Linked DNA regions of Homo sapiens: region 2 is linked to region 1. A link is a loop called in an ENCODE intact Hi-C map of the cell type or tissue named here. Cell type or tissue: heart right ventricle. All regions are shown on one strand. Links, peaks and the distances in the headings refer to the core of each region. The heading gives the core; the rest is flanking DNA. Region 1 has its middle 24 kb from the start of LINC01203. Region 2 has its middle 91 kb from the start of EGFL6.

Region 1 (11,771 bases), core at 2,561-7,560:
ATGTACATGAAAGGCTGAGAAGCATCCACTTAGGAAATACGTAGCCGCAAATGCAAACATTATGCTAAAGTTACTGGCACTTCAGCATACTACAGGCAAATGCCACCAGTTAGGCAGGCGTGGTGGCACGTGCCTGTAGTCCCAGCTACTTGAGAGCCTGAGGGGAGAGGATTGCCTGAGCCCAAGAGTTCGAGTCTGCACAGTGAGCCATGATTGTGCCACTGCACTCCAGCCTGGGTGACAGAGAAAGACCCTGTCTCAATAAATAAATCAATCAATAAATAAAAAAAGTTACTGAAATTCCTTGGATAGTGATACATGGAATAGTTGTTTCTTCGATAAAGCTAAATTTAACTATTCGCTCTCATCTAAACTGAGAAATATTAATATATTCAACTGCTCCTTTTTCTTGGTCCTACAGGCTACATATAAAACTGTGATTTTAACAGGATTGTCTCTCTCTAGGGAGATGAAAATAAACTGTATTTTCTGTAAGTAAATTTGAAACCCGTTCCTCAGTTCATGGCTGTGCTGCTTTTTAAATCTTCCAGAGCATGTCTTAGTTGGTAACAGTGGAGGACTGGGTTAGACTAATACTTCTCTGTTTTAATTGGAACCCGGGTTCAAGCAGATGGAAATGCTGTTTTAAGTTATTCTGAAGCTGAATTGTCTGTGACCATTTAACTTGAAGTATAACACTTTGTAGAGACAATCTCTCCATGGATAGGACTCCATTGTACCTGATTTACTGCTTCTTGGCTGTCATTTAAGAAAGCCTTGCAGCTGGCCATCAGCCAGGAAACAAATCCACTGCTTTTCTATTCCTTGGCAACCCTTGGCCTGTCACGTACTTTTGACTGTCTTCCAAACATCGACCTAACAAGACACTCAGATTTCAGTGCTAGCGAAGACACTTTGTCTAGTATTGAGCTAGGATGATGAGGATGGAGGAGACAGTAAGCCCCAGTGCACATCCCTTTCTCCCTCCTCTTGGTCCAAGGAGCACATGCTGCCTCATGGACTTTGGGATGAGTCTTTGCATAGCCAGCTCATTGCCTCATGCATGCCTTGGCAGTAGTTCATGCCACATGCCCTCCCTATGCCCCATTTGGTTGAGTCCAAAAAAGTTATGAGTTTATTGCAGCAGGCTCAAGGGCTGCTAAAGGGAGAAAAGAACACCAGTAGAAGATCCTTCTGGCATCTTAAAAGGCTCTTTGGAGAACTTCACATGAGGACAATGACTCAATGTGGTCCTTTCCAGATTTTCAGTTCTTTCCATGGCAGCTCTAGGAGAACAGAGACCTATTTGAAAGGCTGGCAGGGCCTTTTAGTTACGTTAGCAAAGAAATTCATATTACCTTGAGAAAATATTAGTGGTACACATCAAAAACGGGGAAGGGGATCTGATGGAGATTGGGAAGGGAGATAAACTCCACTCCTTTTTAGTGTTCCCACCAGCACCCGTGGCAGTGCTATTGAGTCCCTTGGATTCCTAACCCAAGTGATTTTGAGTAGGCCTAGAATTTGCCCAGATGTTTTGCAGTGGTAAGTTCTCATTTGAGTGAAGAGTTGAATAGTAATGGAAGCAGAAAAAAATATGCTACAGAGGGTAACAGGTGCCATTAGTAATTTTGCTCAGACTTTTCTAGAAGACTCACTTTCTGTTCTTTGCCTAGTCAAGGCCCATCTTTCCTACTCACTTCTGTCTTAACCTCAAAGCATTCCACAACTGCCCCAGGCCCCAATAATTAGCCTTCTTCAGACCTTCACATTTGTTCCTTAAATGAAAACAGCTCCTCTATTTAGAGGTGCCATGAAGACACTGGCCTATGTATTCTAATTTTCCTCCTGGGATAATCCCTGAGGCACTTTCATGAAACTCCCAGGGCTCTAAAACAACAAATTTGAAAAATCTTTGGCCTCTACCATTTTCCTAGCATGTAGCATAAGATACCTTGTGTTGTGTTTTATCTACTGATTTTCTATTTTACAGAAGTAATATATATTTATCAATATTAGGAAGATACAGGTATATGAAAAGAAAAAAAATGAAAATGCATGTCATCCCAGACTCTGAGATGAACACTAGTAACGTTTTGGACTTTTCCATTTTGATCATTAATCTACGAATTTGTATGGGTATCTATGCTCATAAATATTGATTTAAAGCTAGCCTTTTATTTCAAACTAATACTTTAACATGAATAATTTTAGTGTCATTAATTATTTTTATCCAAGGTCATTTTTCATCTTTAACAAACTTACTGAGGTATAACTGGCAAAAAGTAAGCCACACATAGTTAAAGGGTATATTCTGATAAGTTTTAACCTATGCTTATACCCATGAAACCAACACTGCAATCAAGATAAGGAACATGTCCATCTCCCCTAAAAGTTTTCTTGTGCCTCTTTGTAATCCCACTTTCTTCTTTCTGTCCACACCCACCCCAACCCCTACCCCAGGTAACCACTGAAATGCTGTCAGTATAGATTAGTTTGCATTAGAATTTTATATAAATGGGCCAGGCACGATGGCTCACGTCTGTAATCCCAGCACTATGGGAGGCCGAGGCAGGTGGATCACCTGCAGTCAGCAGTTAGAGCCAGCCTGGCCAACATGGCGAAACCCTGTCTCTACTATAAATACAAAAATTAGCTGAGTGTGGTGGCAGGTGCCTGTAATCCCAGCTACTTGGAAGGCTGAGGCAGGAGAATTGCTTGAACCCAGGAAGTGGGGGTTGCAGTGAGCCGAGATTATGCCACTGTACTCCAGTCTGGGCGACACAGCAAGACTCCATCTCAAAAAAAAAAAAAGAATTTTATATAAATGGAATATTATACTATGCACTCTTTGTGTCTGCATTCTTTGACTCAGCATACTTATTTTGAGGTTCATATTGTTACCTATATCAATAGTTCAATCCCTTTTATCACTGAAGAATATTCTGTTATATGGATATACCACAATTTATTTATCCACTCACATGCAAATGTGGACATTTGTATTGTTTCCAGTTTTGGGCTATTTGAAATACATCTTCTTTTAACATTTATGTACACGTTTGTGAGGCCATATGCTTTCTTTTTCCTTGGATCTTAGGTAATTTTAGTGGCTGCATTATATTCCATTGTATGAATGTACCCTTGTTAATTTAACCCCTATTTCTGATGTTTAGATTGACTCATGATTTGAGTTCCCTTGAAAGTAAAGTCTGAGATCCGAGACAAGGATTTGCAAGAATTTATGTGAGAGAAGCAGAAGAGAGGGGTGGGGAGAGTAAGTCAAGGAAAGAGCAAAGCCACAAAGGTGTGTTAGTGAGTTGCTGATCGCTGTGGGCAACTGAAGCTCAATCCCATGGGGTCCCTTGGAGGAATCACGTAGAATAGTCCTCAAAATGGTCTCTGGATGGAGAGGTTGGAGCATTCGTCCTCCATTTCTTTCTCTCATTGCTGCACTGTGGTCCCCTGGGAATATTAACTACCCCACTTTTCTCTGCCACATCCAACACAGGCAGAATGGCCTTCTGTGGGATCCAAGAAAACTCTGAAGCAGAAAAGCCTTGAGCCAGCAAGGTAAGCCCACAGTGAAAGGCTGGGACCATGCATGAAACTGTCCACCACAGGTGTACTAAAAGCAAGGGGCTGAGGGTAGTGGTGTGAAGAATCTATCTTGCTTCAGTGGTGTCATATTTTGCTATTATATACAACAGAGCATCAAACATCTTTGCACTTAGACTTTTTATTTATTTTTTTAATTTTTTTTTATTTTAGACAAGGTCTCACTCTGTGTCTCCCAGGCTGAAATGTAGTAGTGCAATCACAGCTCACTGCAGCCTTGACCTTCCAGGCTCAAGCACTCCTTCTGCCTCAGCCTGCTGAGTAGCTGGGACTATAGGTGTACGCTACCATGCCTGGCTAATTTTTTTTTTCCATTTGTTTTGTAGAGAGGCAGTCTCACTTTGTTTCCCAGGCCGGTCTCGATCTCCTGAGCTTAAGCAATCCTCCTCCTCAGCCTCCGAAAGTGTTGGGATTATAGCCGTGAGCCACTGCATCCAGCCTGCACTTAAACTATTATATATATGTTATGATATGTTCATAGAAGTGGAGTTGCTAGATTAAAAGGTATGTGCATTGAAAGGGTTTTGATTCTAGTCACCACATTATTCCTTGGAAAGGCCTCAGTTTACCTCTCATAGGTTGTATATGAGGACACCTGTTTCTCTGCTCTTTTGCCAATACTGAGCATTTTCATTAAATGAACAAAGAGAAACTTTGCTAATGGTCAAAATGATTTACTATTTTATATTCCACTTAATTACAGGCCCCACATATCAAGAGACCACACGTTATTCATCAGACACTGGATTCACAAATGAGCATATTTAAAGCAACCATCAAAATTTGTCCATGGTGATGGGACTTTGGGCCTGTAAAAAGTAGCCTATGGTCAGACTGTGTAACACCCTAGTTCCTGAGCTGTCTTTCCCAGTTAACCCCTTCTGATGTGACTTCTGGATTTGTCAGGTGATTTCTGTTCTGCTGCTGAACAGAACTGGGCCCTGCTCAGTGTCTCACTTAACCTGTGCCTTGCTGGTTCGATGCTGGGTCCATGCCTGCCCTCACAACTGACCTCTGTCCTTTATATCTCTCCAAAAATATTATGTCTTACCTAACAGCTTGTCTTCACTGGCGCCTGCCTTGTAGTTAGGACATGTGGGACTTTTTGACCCTTCATAATCCTGGAAGTCAGGCCAATGACCCTGGCTGTAGAACTTATTATGTCTGATGGCATTCAAGAGGCTGCCCCAAGACCCCAAATCTTAACTAATTAAGATACATGAGGAAGAGATCTTTTGAGAACACAGAGAGAGAAACACTTGCTGGCATTTCATTTTGGGCACAAGGCATGACTGTGCATCCCAGGCTGTGACCCAAATGTCTGCCTCAGAGCTTCTGGGCTCTTCTCTGTCCTGGGCTTTCACCTGTTGGGTTGGCACTGCCTGTGGCCCCACACGTGGCTATCCCCTTTCTGACAGCTGTGCTCCAGCAGGTGGTGTGAGCCACCCTCATCACCTGCTGTCTGCACTGACACTTGATCACTTGAAGCTGTGCATTTGCTTCCATGTGCACATTTTGCCCTCCATCAGCTTGCCAGCCAGCAGTACTTTCTAAATCTGTGACATGCATGCCCAGCTTCCCAGGGCTGACCACAATCATCCCCACTTCAACACCCACAGATGGCTGTATTTCAGGGCTTCATTTGACCTGCCATTTGGCTTAAGAGAAAGTGTGTGGAGAAAAGTCCTGGACAAAGGATAGGAACAGGGCCAAATCAGAAAGCCTCTGAAGAGACTGGACAGCATTATTGTTTGAGAGAATGGACAGTCCTGATATCAGAGACTGACCCTACGGGAATCCCTAACAATTTCTTTTTCTAAATAACCTCGACTTAATGAACAGCAATTTTTCAGTTTTAAACTGTGTTTTGCTTTCTTTCATTTTGTTTTTTGACCGTCATACAGACTCTGATGACAGGTCAACTGACTATGGACCATGATGTGCATTACTGACAGAATTGAAATTGTTTGTAAAGGCATGTCCAGTAAATATGGTACTGCTGTAAGGAAAGAATAGAAAAGAAAGAGGTACAGAGAAAGAGAAAATTGTATTCCCTAAAAAACTACTATTAGCAGTAAGAGAGTGCAAAAGAAAGACAACTATACAAAAATCTATAGCTATATCATTAAACCAGCAGTGCCCAATAAGAAAATATAATGGAGCCTAGAGGAGAGGCCAATTCTTCATGCTCTCAACACATAGAATTTACTGGGTAAAGTATAACAAAATTACTTCTGAAATAATAGAGGAGCTCAAATATAAGTATGTGAAATCCACAGATACCAGAAAAAAAAGAAAAATCTCCAAGCCAATAAAAAATAGCACAAACGATATAAATAACAAGAAGAAACCCAAATAACGAGTAAAGATACGGACATCATTAGTAATCACAGAAATTCACATCAAAACAACAGTGAGAGTGTTTATAACCAACAGATTATAAAACAAACATTTTGATTTTTGACAATGTGAGCTAGAGGTGAGGATTCAGAAAAGAAAATGGAAACTCCCTTTGACTGCTCATGGAAGCAGTGCTTCCCAATTATTCATGGTGCAGAATCAGGTCCTTTTATTCTTTTTTTCTGATAAGAAATTATTATATAATTGGTCATACCCCATATCCAGCTCCAAATACAGCATATTTTTTTTCAACATCATATTTTAAAAATAACATTTTTTTTCATTTATCCCTCATATGTCTTCTAAGACACTACTCCTTAAATATTTTGATTTTCACAGTGAAAAGCTTTTGGCCTCACTTAACCCATATTGTCCAAATGAGCCCTTTCCACAATTTGTTTTAGCATTACTATTGTTATTTTAAAATAATCAGGTTTTCTTTTTCAGTCCGATGCTTTTGTAAAATATAAAATTCATGTTTGGATATCATAGAAATATCAAATTATGATAAACACTTCTAAACACTTACTCTTAATGTCTGTACTTATCACAGACCAATAAGTCATGGTTCATGGACCAGACTCTAAATTTTTATGGTCAAAGAATGAATTGAAAGTATGTTAAAATTAAGCTAAATTAAAAAAAAAGTTTACCTTATACTTCGACAACCTACTTCTAGAAATCTATCCTAAATATAAGTTGGTTTAAGACACAAGGAAACAAACTAGAAATATATATTAATAGGAGAAAAGATGATTATAGTCTAGCCATATGGTGGCATATATAGCTGCTAAAACGAATAAACAATATTTACATAAAATTGGAAAGAAGTTACAAAAATGGGCTCACATTATTCAAACATGCATATGTTTGAAAAGCATAGAACACACATCTAGAAATGCATGTATTTATGTGTACAAGTGTGCATAAACACAAACCCTAAATTGTTAGTGGTGCTTACCTTTGGTGATGGGATTGGTGGGAAATTTGCATGTGCTATTTTATAACAAGTAAGTATTTCTGTTTAGAATCTCTTTATTTTCTGTTTGGAATCTCTCAGTTTGTCAAAACCCTACTGACAAAATTGCTGCAATTTCCATTTATTCCTGAGTATGTGGTCAACAACAGACAGTAGCCTGTAAGGGAAACCCAAGTGTCTGCTCGAAGCTGGAACAGGAACCCCAGACTTCTAGGAGAGCAGATGTTTCTAAACACATGGCCACATCCAGAAAGAAGCAGTGCAGATCTTTTAGGGCCTCCCAAGAATCCAGCATAAGACACATTCTTTCAGGCCCTAATCAAGTTCCCTGCTGTGTGCCAGGAGCTGCAGAGACCAGACACAGAGTATCAGACATGTTAGAACAGGATGGGCTGTCTTCACAAGGAGCTTACCAGCTGCCTGGAGAATAATCCAGACAAAACACAAAGGAAGTCCTTTAATGAGCACCCACACTACAGGACAAAGAACCAAAATAGAAACAGGATCCCATAACATCAGAAAGAAAACAAAGATCCTTACTGCCATTGTATTAGTTAATATAATTCTAAAACAGATATAGGGACGTTGCTATTGGAAATGAGAAAACAAAAAGTATTATTAGAGATGATATAATTGCCTACTGAGAAACCCCAAGATAATTAAAAAGTGGCTATCTTTATGGGAGTTTAGTAAAATGACTGGTTAAAGATAAGTGAACAAAAGTAACCAGCTCTCCTGCTCTCCCTGAAGTAACTAACCAAGATATATGAGGTGTTGGGGAAACAACACTCCACCCTAAAATGTCTAGACATAATGTTAATTTTAAAACTGAATCTATGTGAGGAAAATTACAAACTGCAACTGAGAAAGTTACAAGAAAACATGAATATATGAATATAGAATAAGATGATTGGATGAATACAGAATAAGAAGACTGAATATTATGGAGGTAAATTTTTCCCAAATTAGCATATTGGTTTAACACACTCCAAGAGTAATTAATTGAGCTGCTCTGCTAGATATTAAAGCATAATATAAATTGTGAAAAATTACGTGAGAGGACCTTGGTTCAATACTTTTTATTTTTTTAGAGATGGGACCTCAGGACGGGTGCGGTGGGTGGCTCACGCCTGTAATCCCAGCACTTTGGGAGGCCGAGGCAAGCAGATCATTTGAGGTCAGGAGTCCGAGACCAGCCTGGCCAACATGGTGAAATCCCGTCTCTACTAAAAATATAAAAATTAGCCAGGCATGGTGGCGCACCTGTAATCCCAGCTACTCAGGAGGCTGAGACAGGAGAATCGCTTGAACCTGGGAGGTGGAAGTTGCAGTGAGCAGAGATCACGCCACTGCACTCCAGCCTGGGCAACAGAACGAGACTCAGGCTCAAAAAAAAAGAAAAAGAAAAAAGAAAAAAAGAGATGGGACCTGACTGTGTTGCTCAGTTTGGAGTATAGTGGCTATTCACAGGTCCAATCATAGTAGCACACTGCAGTCTCAAACTCCTGGGCTCAAGCAATCTTCCTGCCTCTTAATACTTCTTCTAGAAAGAGACACATTATTTCATTGTTCTACTTTTTTGTGTGTATGTATACACACACAAACACACACAGACACATTAAAAACTACGGAAATGAGATCATATACTGGCATGGAAATGGATATATATCATCAACGAAAACAAAGTGATTGTAAAAAAGAGTCCTGATATATGAGAAGATAACAGATAACAAAGGAAGACTCACAAACCAATGGGTTAAGAGATTATTCGTCAGAGTTGAAAATAATTGACTCGGGGGAAAGTGTTATATTCACATCTCACATCATGCAAAGAATAAAATGCAAATACTTTTAAGAATTAGGTATAAAACATAAAAGCAGGCTGGGTGCAGTGGCTCACGCCTGTAATCCCAGCACTTTGGGAGGCTGAGGCAGGCGGATCACCTGAGGTTGGGAGTTCGAGACCAGCCTGACCAACATGGAGAAACCCCGTCTCTACTAAAAATACAAAATTAGCCCGGTGTGGTGGCGCATGCCTGTAATCCCAGCTATTCTGGAGACTGAGACAGGAGAATCGCTTGAACCCGGGAGGTGGAGGGTGTGGTGAGCCAAGATCACGCCATTGCACTCCAGCCTGGGCAACAAGAGTGAAGCTACGTCTCAAAAAAAAAAAAAAAAATTAGGTATAAAACATAAAAGAAAAAAATAGCGGAGAAAATGTTGATAGGCATAGAAAATGTTTTAGAATAAAGTTCTCATTTACCACAGTTATATGACCTAAAAGATGCCTAAGAATAAATTTACACAAGGTATGCAAAACCTTTTATGGAGAAAAATACAAAACAGTACTGAAAGATGTGTAAGATGGCCTAAATATATGCAGAAATATAGCAGGTTCATGAAAGGAAAGACAAGATCGGGAAGATGATGCTTCTCAAACTAATCTATAAATGCAATGTAATTCAAATCAAAATCTAGAAAGGATTTTCTGTGGAAACTGATGAGCTGACCTTAACATTCATATAGATGAGAAAGAGACCATAATAGTTAAGACACATGAAACTTGCCCTACCAAATATCAAGACTTACTTTTTAAAATATAGTAATTTAGATAGCATGCTACTTGTGCAGAGTTGGACAAAACAGATCCAGGCATACACAGAGATTTGATGCGTGACAGAGAAGATCTTACAAATTAGTGGGGCAAGTATAAACTATTCAACAAACGAGTCTGGGAAATTAGTTATCCTTCTGAAAAGAAAATTAAGTCACTAGCTTATATCACACAAAGATAAATTCCAGACAAAGATTTAAATGTCAAAAGAAACCATGTAAACTTCTGGAAGAAAATAAAGGAGAAAATCTTTATAATCTTAAATCTTCCATAGACAAGCACAAGAAAACAAAACCCTTAATTAAGGAAAAAATAGACAAATATAACTACACTAAAATTACAAACTTAAATACAAGAAAAAAGCACCTTAAAATTAAAAGAAATTATAGACAGGAAGAAGATATTTGCAATGCATATAATCAACAAATGTTGGTATTTAAAATATGTAAAAAAATGTTTACAATTCAGCAAGAAAAAGACAAATACTCCAAATGGGCAAAATATATGAAAAAGCAAATTCACAGAAGAGGAAACTTGAATACCAAATGAATGGAATGTTGCTCTATTTCTCTAGTTTTTAGGAAATGCAAACTAAACAAGAATATGCCATTTCACAGCCAACAGATTTGCAAAATGAAGGAAAAGAAACTTTCATACATTGGTGGTATAAGTTGATAAATCATGCTGGAATGAAAGTTCTCACTCTACCTTTGTGAATCTTTAACCTAGAGAGGTTATCTGACATGTGCACAGTGAATCACACACCAGATTGGTTTTTGCAGCATGTTTGTAATGGTGAAAAATGGAAGTAACTTAAATGTTCACCAACCAAACAACAGATATGTAGATTGTACTATATTCAGCGATGGAATATTACAGAGCAAATCAAACGAGGGAACTAGAACAACATAGGTAAGATTCATCAAAACAACCAATGAAAAGGCAAGCTCCTCATAATGCCTGATAGGATGCCATTTTCAAAACTAGAGTCTTACTGTGGATACATGCATTTATGGTAATAGTGTAAAATATGGAGAAGATTGATCCAGATGGGGGTGGCCTCCACAGCAAGAGGAAGGGTAGGAACCAGGAAGAGGGCCTGGGGAATGTCAAAATGTTAATATCTGTTACATCTGAGTGTTGAGCACATGGGTATCTGTTATATCACTCTGTATATTAATATATGTTTAAAACATCTTACAATAAAAATGGGGAAATTGTTGATTATACTTTATACATTTTATTTTTTTTAGAGACAGGGGTTTTGCTCTGTCACCTGGGTTGGAGTGCAGTGGCATGAGCACGGCTCACTGCAGCTTAGACCTCCCTGGGCCCAGGTGATCCTCCCGCCACTGCCTCCCGAGTAGCTGGGACCACAGTAGCGTGTCACCATACCTGGGTAATTTTTTCTATTTTTTATAGAGATGAAGTTTCATCATGTTACCCAGGCTGGTCTTGAACTCCTGAGCTCAAGCGATCCACCCACCTTGGCCTCCCAAAGTGCCGGGATTACAGGCATGAGCCACCATGCCCAGTCTCTATATTCTTCTTTAAGCTGGTGGGAGGTTTATGTAGGAATCTTATTTCCCTTAGTACCTCTTCCATTACCTTTGCTCCATAGCAATAGCTATTCCCTGACTTCTTAGTCTACGATAAGGGCAACTGGCATTTTCTCAATCTTACATACAGTAAAAATTTTAAAAAATCTTTAGAAAACTTTGCTATTCTTATTTACCATAATATAAATTCTAAAATAAAAACTGTGTATTCGCTGTGCAAACACAGTTTCAAATATGTGTGCCATCCCTTCCCCACCCCCTAGCTCCAAATATATTGTAGCTTCTAAGTCTATCCTGGATAGAAATTCTGAGGCCAGCAGTGTGCACAGCTTTCCAAAGATCAAGGAGGCACGTAATTGGGAAGCTTCGGAGTTGTCCTTCTCCATCAATGGCCAGAATTATAAGTGGAGAACTACAAACTCAACAGTGTATGGAACAAAGCTATTCCATATATGTTGTGAGCACGAAACATCTTGGACATGGCTAATGTGTAGCTTCCATCTGGCATTTTTGGTATTGTGTAAAATTGTTATGTCAGCAACAGATGGTAAAGCTAAGTGTTAGGAGATATTACTTATGCCCAGTTATCAGGTTTGCAAAT
Region 2 (11,771 bases), core at 3,416-8,415, 120 kb before region 1:
AGAAAACCTTGAGATATGGATTCAAGTGCAAGTCATTTATTTGAGGGGTGACCCCAGGAAGTACTGGGTTGGGAGTGGGAAAGTGAGATAGGTAATGGAAGGAGGCTAATACGAAGAGCTTTTATCAGGCAGTTTTCACTGTGGGCAACAGGGTCTTATTCCCACTGGGGTACCAGTGTGGAATATGTGCCTCAGACTTCTTAAAGGTTGAGGGAGGTCAGTCATACCTGAGAGCTACTTCCAGGCGGGGTTATTTTCAGGTACTTCCAGCCCGCTGTGGCTGGGAGAGACTTGGGCCACCATCAGGCAAAGAGCTGAGATACTGGCAATTGGAAGTCAGGCCAGAGTGCACAAGGGGTATGGTTGGAGCCCCAACTTCTCCTTCTAGATCCCTCTCAGCCCCATGACTATTCACCCTCAGGTCCTCACCCCCCTCAAACTTTGCACCTTCTCAGCACAGGGCTGGGTTGTGGCTCGGAAGAGGAAAAAGCTCACTACCCTCTGTGCCCACATCTTGCTTTCCTCTTCACACTCATTGAAACAGTGACACACGTAGTCATTTGCTTTCTGGGCTAGCCAAGAAAGTCTTTTTTTCTTAAGGTTTCTGAGACACTGGCAAGATCATTATTTTATGAGATCTCGCCATAATGACTTGACTGGAGAGAATGAATTGACTGGAGAATTAGGCTGAGAGCCTGCCACCCATTAAATCATTGCTCCAATGTAAGCCTACTTTTAGAGTTCTTAAAACGTGAATACAAATTTTTGGAAGAGATTCTCTTTGTGAGTTGGGTGTGGTCTTGGTTCTGCCTGTCCTCTGGGGTATGTGTGTCCAGGGTGTCTTCTCCATTATCACAGTGGCCCTTTGGTTGTCTGTATTTGGATAAATGGGGTGGAGCACAGGATAAAATGCTTCAGAATTTGAGGCCTCCGTTCCAGGATCTTGTGGTGGAGGAGAACACCTGTTCTTTACCATCTATTCAAGGGGAACCATCTTACCATCCCAATTCAAGAACATCCAATGTTCTTGAAGTGTTCTAGACAGAGGGCCGAGCTTCTCGTTAATCTGGGACATGCTCTTCTTGGGCGGTGGTGATTTATTGTGGGCGTGCATGTGTTCTTGCCTAGGCAATAAAAGAGGTGCAATTGAGCTGTTGGGTTGATTTATTTGGCTCTTTCCTGGTATTGTCAAGAGAGCAGACACCTTAGAGAACTTGTGCAAAACTCAAGGAACAGACTGAAGGTGAAGAAAGTTCAAAAGGCAAGAAAAAAAATCATAAGATGGATGCCGTAAGGGCAAAAAAAAAAAAAAAAAAAAAGAAATGGGGCCAAGGCAAACTTGTGAAATCTCAGCCTCCCTTCTCATTTTCCATGTCCTGCAAGATCGATCCAATACCTAAACAAAGGATTGTATGAACTGGACCACAGTCAGATGTGACTACAAAATTACAGACCAAACAAAGGACCACAACTGCCTAGGGAATCTGTTTCCCTCTTCATTCCTGTTCATTTAAATGTAATTCTTAGTCACTCTTGTGAGACAATTTTAAAAATAGAAGCTCTGAAATCCATTGGCAGGCTACTTGTTGACAAGCTAAAACTGTCAGACGCTTGATTGTTCCAAAGAAATGGAGAAAATCAACGGAGGCTACAAAATCTAGCCCATAAGTAAGAGACAAAATCAATAGAGGGTTCTAGCCTGTATGGCAAATGCTATCTTCCTTGCATATTCCTCTTTCTATAATCATTCTTGCTTCCTGAGTCCAAGATTTGATGGAAAAATTCGTTTTTACGGCATGAGGGAGCCTTCTGGTGTGCTCCAGAATACTCTATAAGAGAGGTCGACAAATTTTTCCTGTAAAGGACCAGATAATATTTTAGGCTTCACAGACATGTGGTCTCTGTCATCACTACTCAACTCTGATGGAAGTGCAAATGCAGCAGATGATACGTAATCATACGTAAACAAATGGGCACAACTGTGTTCCAGTAAAACTTTATTTACAAAAAGGAGGCCGGATTTTCTGTTTGTGGGCGGGAGTTTGCTCATGCCTGCTTTACATCTTGAGCTGAATGATAGTTTCATAAGCATATAGATATGGCAAATTTCACCAAGCTCTGGCCCGCTTAGGATTTTGCACATTGGTATTTAGGTTATGCCTCCATTTTAAAAAAATGAGATACAACTTTTCTCTTTAATAAGCATAGTGTCATAGATTTTCTGGTGAATCCTTTTAAAATTGGTGTCTGCAATAGATAGGGTATTGATGCAGCAGCCTGTAACAGGGATCCACCACAGTGGCTTGAGAGTTGATTTCTCTCTGTGTACTGTGGCTCCACCCATTAGGGACCCAGGCTCCTTCCCCCACTTGCTCTGCTACCTTAGCTTGTTATCTTTGTCTCCCTGGAAAGGAACAAGGAAAAAGGGGAGAGGGGGGCACCACCTTTCTTTTTTTTAAATTTTTAATCATTATGGATATATAATAGTTGTACATATTGATGATGTACATGTGGTATTTTGCTATAAGCAAACAATGTATAATGATCACATGAGGATAGGTGGCATATCCATCACTTCAAGCATTTATCATTTATTTGTCTTAGGAACATTTTAATTCTACTATTTTAGTTATTTTGAAATATACAATAAATTATTAACTATAATTGTTCTAGTGTGCTACCGAACACTAGATCTTATTCCTTCTAACTGTATTTTTTATTTTTAGAATTTTTATTTATTTTTTGAGACAGAGTCTTACTCTGTCACCCAGGCTGGAGTGCAGTGGCGCGATCTTGGCTCACTGCAAACTCTGCCTCCTGGGTCCTAACAATTCTCCTGCCTCAGCCTCCTGAGTAGCTAGCATCACAGGTGCACACCACCATGCCTGGCTAATTTTTGCGTGATTTTTAGTAGAGACAGGGTTTTGCCGTATTGGCCAGGCTGGTCTCAAATTCCTGACCTCAGGTGATCTGCCCACCTCGGCCTCCCAAAATACTGGGATTACAAGCACGAGCCACCGTGTCGGGCTCTAACTGTATTTTTTAAAATACAATTAACCTTGAGTAATTGCCACACTGTCTTCCACAATGGATGAACTAATTTACACTACCACCAACAGTGTAAAAGTGTTCCTATTTCCCCACAAGCTCTCCAGGATCTGTTGTTTCCTGACTTTTTAATGATCGCCATTCTAACAGGCGTGAGATGGTATCTCACTGTGGTTTTGATTTGCATTTCTCTAATGACCAGTGATGATGAGCTTTTTTTCATGTTTGTTGTCTGCATAAATGTCTTCTTTTGAGAAGTGTCTGTATATACCCAAAAGATTATAAATCATTCTACTATAAAGACACATGCACATTCATGTTTATTGCAGCACTATTCACAATAGCAAAGACTTGAAACCAACTGAAATGTCCATCAATGACAGACTGGATAAAGAAAATGAGGCACATATACACCATAGAATAGTATGCAGCCATAAAAAAGGATGAGTTCATGTCCTTTGCAGGGACGTGGATGAAGCTGGAAACCATCATTCTCAGCAAAGTAACACAGAAACAGAAAACCAAACACCGCATGTTCTCACTCATAAGTGGGAGCTAAACAGTGAGAACACATGGACACAGGGAGGGAAACATCACACACTGGGGCCTGTCAGTGGGTGGGGGGCTAGGGGAGGGATAGCATTAGGAGAAATACCTAATGTAGATGACAGGTTTATGGGTGCAGCAAACCACCATGGCACGTGTATACCTGTGTAACGAACCTGCACATTCTGCACATGTATCCCAGAACTTGAAGTACAAAAAGAAAAAAAAAAAAACCATTAACAATTCCCTTTTATACCCCCATGCCCCACTACCCTTCCCAGCCTCTGGTAATCATCATTCTACTCTCTATGTCCATGAGATCATTTTTATTTTAGCTCCCACATATTAGTGAGAACGTGTGATATTTATCACTCTGTGCCTGCCTTATTTTGTCACATCATTTCTTCTCTTATCCCTCTGGCCATGAATCAAATAAAGGCTGGGCATTCTGTTATTATAGAAGAAAGGAAGAACAAATATTGAAATATTGAGAGTCTACCAGCAGTCTGGTCTTTGTCTCCCAGGGAATATGATATCTGTTTCCCCAATGGCTTTTAACAGACTGTTACTTGTCCTCTGTATGTGCCAGTGATAAGTTGGGGGTTCTATAAAAATGATGACTTTCCAGATTCTAAATCAGAGACAGTAGAGAAGATTAATTGTGCTATGCTTATATTTATTCCTCTACCTATATTTACACACGTGGAACAATATTTTAATTAAATCTGACATCCTTCAGAATGAAACAGAGCCTGTTCTATTACAGGGGATTTTTTAAAACAGGTTGGATAATTACTGGTGTGTGGGCAGTCACCCACATATAATGACTCTTCAAGTCAAGTTAGTGATGGGAGCATCTTAGCCCAATCCCTGGACAAGCCCTGGCCTTCCCATGATCACGGTGAACTCTCCACGCTACAGAAAAGCAGAGGGTGGCCTGGGAAGTGCAAATGGTGAGGTGTCTGGGCAGGGACATCTTCTCCAGTGCAGCATGGAGGCTTGGCTTGATGAAAGCCAGCCAGGTGATGGCAGGATCATTGGGCTGCTGGGGAGAAGGCCTGGGCTTCATTCACTCATAATTCCAGTGTGATCTTGATCCAATTGCTTCATTTCTCTGAGTCTGTTTCCTCATCTCTAATGCAGTGATTCTTTGCTCTAGCCTTCTCTTGAGCCAAACATTCACAGCTGAAGTTATTTTGGAACCCTCTCCCCTTGGTTGTCTTGCAGGCTATGCCAACTCCACTTGTCAAAACAGAACTTACTGTGTACCTTCCTAATCTGCTCCAGTCTAGTGACCATTCCTGCTCATTGCTCTGAAATGCATCCGGCTGGATTATTTGAAGTGTCATTGCGCCTTGCTTTTGCTCTGGTCTCTGCCTGGATACCCTTTCCTTCCTTCTTTTTGGGATCAATTTGCAATCTTTCTTCCAAATAGCAATCACCTCCTCTGTGAAGTCTCCCCTGATACCCTCTCTTCCTCTCAGGTTAAGTGCCACTTCTGTCTCCAGAGTCTCATGGATATGTCATGTTTGCCTCTTGGTGTTGACATTAATTGTGTATCTCTCTATTTCCTCTTGGGAGCAACTTGAATGACCACTTTCTTAATTCACTTTTTATCTCCAGTGCCAAGCACTGTGTTTGCTATTGGTAGGTGACTATGAACGTGTGTTGCTTTTGAGCAATCTGTTGATATGAGGAAACTCGATGACTTGTAGAGTCTGTGCCAACTGTAAAATACTAGGACTCGCCATCTCCAGCATCAAATATCTGAAATACTGTTGCAGGTGTAGTGGTGAGAGCAGAAGTTGGGATCTTTATTGCAAGAAAAGCAGTCATGATGACGTGGGAAATACAAATTCACTCCCCAAGCTTCTGAGTGCCAGCTGTACCAGGCAGCATACCAGGGCCTGGAAATACTGCAGAGAACAGGCAGTCTCTCCCTGTAGGGCCATTCCATTCCCCTGGGGGAGATAACAGTTCCTGCTCTCTTGGGGAGATTGGCATGAGAGCCAATTGATGAGGAAATAGAATATCAGGTCATTGCAAGCGCCCGGAGGCACAGAAAGCAGGGTCAGGGAGTGGAGACACTGAAGGGAAGGAAGGTCTTTGTAAAGAGCTGACATCAGAAGAGACTGGAATGAAGCGATAGTGAGAATCGCATATCAGGAAAAACTTGGGGAGAGGTTGGTGCGTGGCATGGATGCGGAAAAGCTTGGCTCTTCTCATGGAAATTACTCCTTTTCAACATCCATTCTTAATCTGGGAAGCCGCATCAAGTAGATGGGCTCAGGAATCAGTCAACCCAGAGACCAGCCAGAGCCTTAAGGTGGGACCTGCTGGGAACAGATTAACTGGGCCAGGTAGATTTCACCCTTCAGGATTTTGAACTGGTAATACAGAAAGGATGCACAAGTTGCAGGCACAGAAAAACAGATGAGGTTATCTGTGGAGACCAGCTGGGTTGTGTTAATGGTGGAGAACTTGGATGAAGATCTGGGGACTGGGAGAGCAGCCTGAGGTTCTAGAATTCTCCTCCACCTGCAGGCTCTGAGATGGTCAGAGAAGTATCTTGGCATCTAGGACCCTCCATCTCCCTTCACTGCTCCAGGTGCACTCCAGTATTAAACCTCTCTTATTTCAGGAGGCTGAAGGAGCATCTGTTTCTTGCATCTAGAAGACTTCAGGCGAAAGAATTTGAGGGGTTGAAAGCAAACCTGCTAAGACATATTCCAAGGGGATTTAGCTCCGGGGCAGTAGATGGAGGCTCTGTGTAGTGCTCTGATTTCTCCTAGACAGCCTTTAAGAAACCAAAGTATTAAGTCAGCTCTTGCCTAAAGAGACATTCAGCAATTTCCAAGCCCATGATGTAGGGTTGGTAATGATGGGGAAGATTTTCCACAGACAGCTCATGCCATATCTGTGCATGGGTGCCAGTGCCTGGCCTCAGTGTCCTGCCTTTATTCTGGATGGTGGGGATAAATGATCTCTTTTTCTGGGTGGTAGGCTTTCTTGGATTTATGGACTTCATCCATGGAAGAGCGGAAACTAGACTACCCCTTATCAAAATTGGCAGAGGTGGTCTTATTGTCTTGGAGGCTTTGGGGTTAGGCCCAATTAGGGCTGGATTTCAGCTCTACCACTCACTGGCTGGGTCTTTGTAAACCTTCGTAACTTTTCTGTTAACTGGTAATAAAAAGTTCTTCCACTTAAGTTTGATGAGAAAACTAAATGAGAATTATTTTAAAAGTAAAGTACCTGGTGAATATGGGTAATGTAATAAGGTTGTTTAAGGTCTAGGAGACCATGTAAGGGAAAATACACTTTCATAGTTGAGCAAACAGCCTTAGATTTGCCTGGTACAGATATTGCAAAGTCTTTACAAGCATAAATAAGTAGTGTTAAAATAAGATTTGTCTGGCTGGGCACAGTGGCTTACACCTGTAATCCCAGCACTTTGGAAGGCCAAGGTGGGCAGATCACTCGAGACCAGGAGTTTGAGACCAGCCTGGCCAACATGGTGAAATTCCATCTCTACTAAAAATACAAAAATTAGTCAGGTGTGGTGGCGCACGCCTGTAATCCCAGCTACCAGGGAGGCTGAGGCACGAGAATCACCTGAACCCGGGAGGCAGAGGTTGAAGTGAGCCAATATCACACCACTGCACTCTAGCCTGGGCGACAGAGTGAGACTCTGTCTCAAACAAACAAAAAAAAAAAAGATTTGTTTGTGGGGTTAACCTGACATTGCTCCTTTGGGATAAATAGGTGGTGTGATTATAGAGTTGGTGAGAAATCCATGCACAGAACTGTTAACTGCTTTATCAGAACGCTCTTGCTAGCAGCAGATTTGACATCAGAATTTTAAGAACTGGGTGTGTTTCCTGACTCTGTTACGCTGCACCATTGCTAGTGTCGCACTGATGTTTCACCCATTTTTGTTTCATAGTGCCAGCCTTTGTTCCTTCAGAGCTGATTTATCATCTCTGAAAGTTCTGGATGTCCAGGCATCAGTGGTGAATCTATCAAAGATGGCCCATGATCTCTTGGAGGCCTGACTCTAATCATCAGGATTATCCCATTAGGGATAGAATGGAGGCCACTCTACATGCACCTATTTGGTCTTTGATCATTCTCATGCCCCCAGCCAAAGGGAAATTGAGAAGGCTGTCTGGGTGATCAGAACAGTTGTCCATGACAAATTGAATGGAGGTCACCTCCTCTGGGGTTCCTGACAACTGGGAATAAATCCAGGCTGATGACCCAGATGGGAAGGCTGCCCAGTATGTAAATGGTCAGTCATCATTCTTGTCTTGCTGGACAGCTTCACGGAGATTAATCTCCCTAAAGCTGTCCGGCACCCTGAGTGAGGTGTCAGTTCAGGTGATTTCCCCAGTGTCCCGTTCTGATCTCTGCTGTCCGCTTGCAAGCTTTCCTAAAAGGATTCTGCAACACAGGCAAAGTATTTGTTGCAAGAGTACAAGGCAGCAAATGCAAGGTATTTGTTTGGGATTGATATCATTAGAAGGAAGAAGAAGAAAGGGTTGGAGAGGATGACAACGAAAGAGAAAACCCTGGACACTGGCATATTCAATGTTCTTTTTAAAAGAAGAGGAGAGTGTGCGTGAATTTCTGGTTTCAGATCTGACTTATCAACTACCAATGAAACTTTACAGAATGGAATTCCAAAGCATACATGCTCCATTCTGAGTGAAAGTCAATAAAACCAGCCATACATATTTATTGCCCCTTGTAAAAATAAGATTGTGTCTTTATTTTTTAATACAAATTATTTTTAATGGAGGCTCTGCAGCCTGTGTAACCCTGTCCCCAAGCTTCCCTACAATCTCCCATAGCCGTTCTGAAATTTACATTTAGGAATGTTGTTTGCTGTGATAAACTGTTCAGTTGTGCTCCATTGGCTTTAGACCATTTAACCTCAAGACAGCTGCCTCTCCACCACTTCAACCCAAATATTCAATATTTTAATTTCATGCTAAGATGTAAAGAACGATTTGTGTTTTTCAAGTGTTGAAAAGAGAGAAAATACCCTTAAATGGCGATAGTAATGTTGCTTAAAGGAACTGTGTATGATAGAAGTTAGAGGATGGGAACCCTATTTTGTAATCCCCAAAATTGTGATCTTTCCATTAAGTTGTTATTTCATATAGAACTTACTGTCAATTTAGACCTCAAGTCCTACGTATTGTTACTAGATGACAGCTTCCCAATCTGATCCCTTTGCACTTAATATTTTCCGCCTGAAGTGAAGGACCCTGAGTTGGCGGTTACCTGTCATCTGGGTAACATTGGTGTCTGAATTCAGCTTATTTAGGTTTACTTTGATCAGAGTTCTTTCAGAGACTCCCCGTCCCACACTCAGCTTTGCGCCACCTGCAAATCTTGTAAACCAGTATAATAAGGTGATCCTGGTTAGGACTGGACCTTAGTCACAGCTTTGGGGACCTCAAAGAACAAATACTGAACAAATAGGTAGTTAAATGTTGGGGGTGTGTATTTTGCTACATAAGAGAGGGAGATGTGGATTTATATTTGAGGCAAACTATCCCTTTGTTTTGAGAAAACTTTCTTTTAGTTATATGAATATAAAGCAAGTGGTATCTATTGTTATTGAGGAAGGCCTTTGCTGTGGTCAAGTAACTAGATTTTACTGGGAAATCTCCCTATTTCAATTTGATTGCATACATTGCATACATTTTAGTAATATAATTTGTGTGCATCTTTTAGCTGGGTTATGTCTTTGCGGACTTCACAGTTTTTTAGGGGACGAGCTGCTACTTTTCTCAGTAAATTTAATTGTAAGTTATGTTTGGGAGGATGCACGTGTGTTCTCGTCCTAGGAGCTGTTTGCAGGACATCCAAAGGGAAGAACCTGAGAACTGCAATAAGGCCTGACAGCATGAGTTCTATTTCAGCCTGGACCACTGCCGTTATTTAACTCTGAATCATCCTGATGACCTTGGGAAATGGATAATTAGACTATTGCCTTCTGATGATTTGGGGGGCCCATGTTTCTAGGGAGTGGTCCCACTGTATTTAATCCGGGATAGAGTTTAATTTTAGAACAGAAAATAAAAAACTGGGGAAGGAGATCTTGAACTTGGGTGATGGAAAATATTCCTTTCCTTCTCAGCCCTCAACTGGATAAGTAGTTGTCTGTATCCCTCTGTGCGTCACTTATTCCCTGAAACGGTGGTGTCTGTTTTGCTCATCACTTTACCCCCACGCCTAGCATGATGTCTAACATGCAGCAAGCAATGAATATAGATTTTTTTAAGTGAATGATAGAATGAACAAATACTAAAAATGTTCACCAAAGGATGGCTAAATATACAGCATTCTTAGAATAACTGTACCTTAAATTACAAGACGTCTTCCTTACTAGAACGTACAGTTTTTGAGGGAAAAACAAAAAGACACGGTTCAGCTTGTCATCCAGCTTTTAATGAACCACCATTTGGGTCCTATTTATAGTGTGTTCTCTCTAGCTGGGTGGAAATGGGTTGGTTTTACTTTCCAATGCATGGGGACAAGCTGTGAAAAGTGCGTATCAAGATTCATTAAAACAAAAATGAAAGCAAGTTCAGTCTCCAAACCATCTTCTTTCCTTCATTGTAACAAAGAGTTTGCATTTAATGTTGGATCCTGAAACAAAAGTTTGCCCAAGAGTCAATTGTCCCTCTACCTAAGCCTGTTTCCTTCCAGAAGCAGGCAGTTTGTCAGGCCCCCAGAGGGAGGCTGGATCCCTGCAGAAACGGCTTTGAGGGTAGTTCTTTCAGCAAGTACACCATGTCTGTTTCTGGTTTGGCTTTTCAGTTTCCTGGAGTTGTTCTTTTGAACAGAGCGGGCAAAGCCTTGCTAAATACTGCAGCTCATTGAAACCCCAGTGTTGAATCCCCATTTCGGATTGTTTTCAATGTATTGAACTCCCCTGGCTCTCGTGAACTTTCCCTTGGTTCACTGTAGAGGGTGGGTGTTGGAGTCCTGGGAGACTTCTCATATTCTGTTGTTAAACAGCTGTTTCCAGAGGCCTGTTACCCTCACACCCACACAAGTCTGAAAATAGCAGCCATGTCCCTCCCTGTACGGTCTGTGCTTTCAAAGGCACAGTTTTCTCAGTTCTGCCTTGCAGTTGCCTTCATTTCTCTTTCTGGTAAACAAAGAATCAGGCTATTTTGTTTAGTTGGTTACAAGTTGTTTTCAAAACACTTCAACCATGGTAAGCAACAGAATACATAAATGCAACGGACGTAAACCAGGGAAACAGCCAACTTTTTTCGATGCTTGCTCTTTTGGAAAGTGTTGGCTGCTCTGGCATAAAGGAGATTGTTTTGTTGACTTAACAGTCCGTATCAGAGTTACCCAGGGCTTACTTATGAGAACTTCTGGAAGAATAGCTCCCTGCTGCAGAGGGGGGCTCCTCTTCTGACATTTGCTTTTCAAAACTTTTTCTTTCACTGATCTTTTCAAGTTTTTAGTTGTTTTTAAATTGAGCTGAGATGTGCATAACATAAAATTGACCATCGTAAAGTGAACAGTGCAGTGGCATTTAGTACATTCACAATACTGTGCAACCACCACCTATGTCTAGTTCCAAAATATTTTCATCACCCCCAAAGAAATCCCTATACCCATTAAGCAGTCACTCCCTATTCTTCCTTCGCCCCCTAGCGCCTAACAGCAACCATTCTTCTTTTTGTCTCTGTGAATTTACCTATTGATATAAATGGATTCATATAATATGGGATGTTTTGTGACTGGCTTTTTTCACTTATCATAACGTTTTCAGGGTTCATCCATGTTGTAGTGTGTGTCAGTATTTCATTCCTTTTACAGCCAGATAATATTCGTCATATGTATATACCACATTTGGTTTATCCATTCATCTGTTAATGGATAGTTTCCACCTTTTGGACATTGTGAATAGTCCTGCTATTTATATTGGTGTACACTTATCTGTTTGAGTGCCTGTTTTCCATTCTCTTGGGTATATACCTAGGAGCAGAATTGTGGCATCATATGGTAACTCTGTTTAACTTTTTGAGGAACTGTCAAACTGTTTTCCACAGTGGCTGCACCATTATACATTCCTACCAGTAGTGTACAAGGGTTTCCATTTCTCTGCATCCTCATCAGCACTTGTTATTTTTTATTCTTTT

What was found. A loop is a pair of places that touch in the nucleus more often than their neighbours do. Peaks named below come from ENCODE experiments on the same cell type or tissue, not always from the same donor. Only the 100,000 strongest peaks of a DNase experiment are listed, where the experiment ranks them.
Region 2: it touches region 1 in a loop (2.2-fold over the local background); 21 of 110 quality-filtered maps call a loop at or near these places.

The regions. Positions count from the first base shown.
Region 1 is chrX:13,353,693-13,365,463 of GRCh38, reverse strand. No RefSeq gene overlaps it. Among named protein-coding and RNA genes, the nearest start is that of LINC01203, 24 kb to the right of the region's middle. In heart right ventricle, for the core only: no CTCF peak of the experiment used is centred there; DNase peaks (open chromatin) are centred at 5,103 and 7,303; H3K27ac peaks cover 795 bases.
Region 2 is chrX:13,472,684-13,484,454 of GRCh38, reverse strand. No RefSeq gene overlaps it. Among named protein-coding and RNA genes, the nearest start is that of EGFL6, 91 kb to the left of the region's middle. RefSeq lists an enhancer at 10,753-10,802. In heart right ventricle, for the core only: no CTCF peak of the experiment used is centred there; a DNase peak (open chromatin) is centred at 5,562; H3K27ac peaks cover 1,388 bases.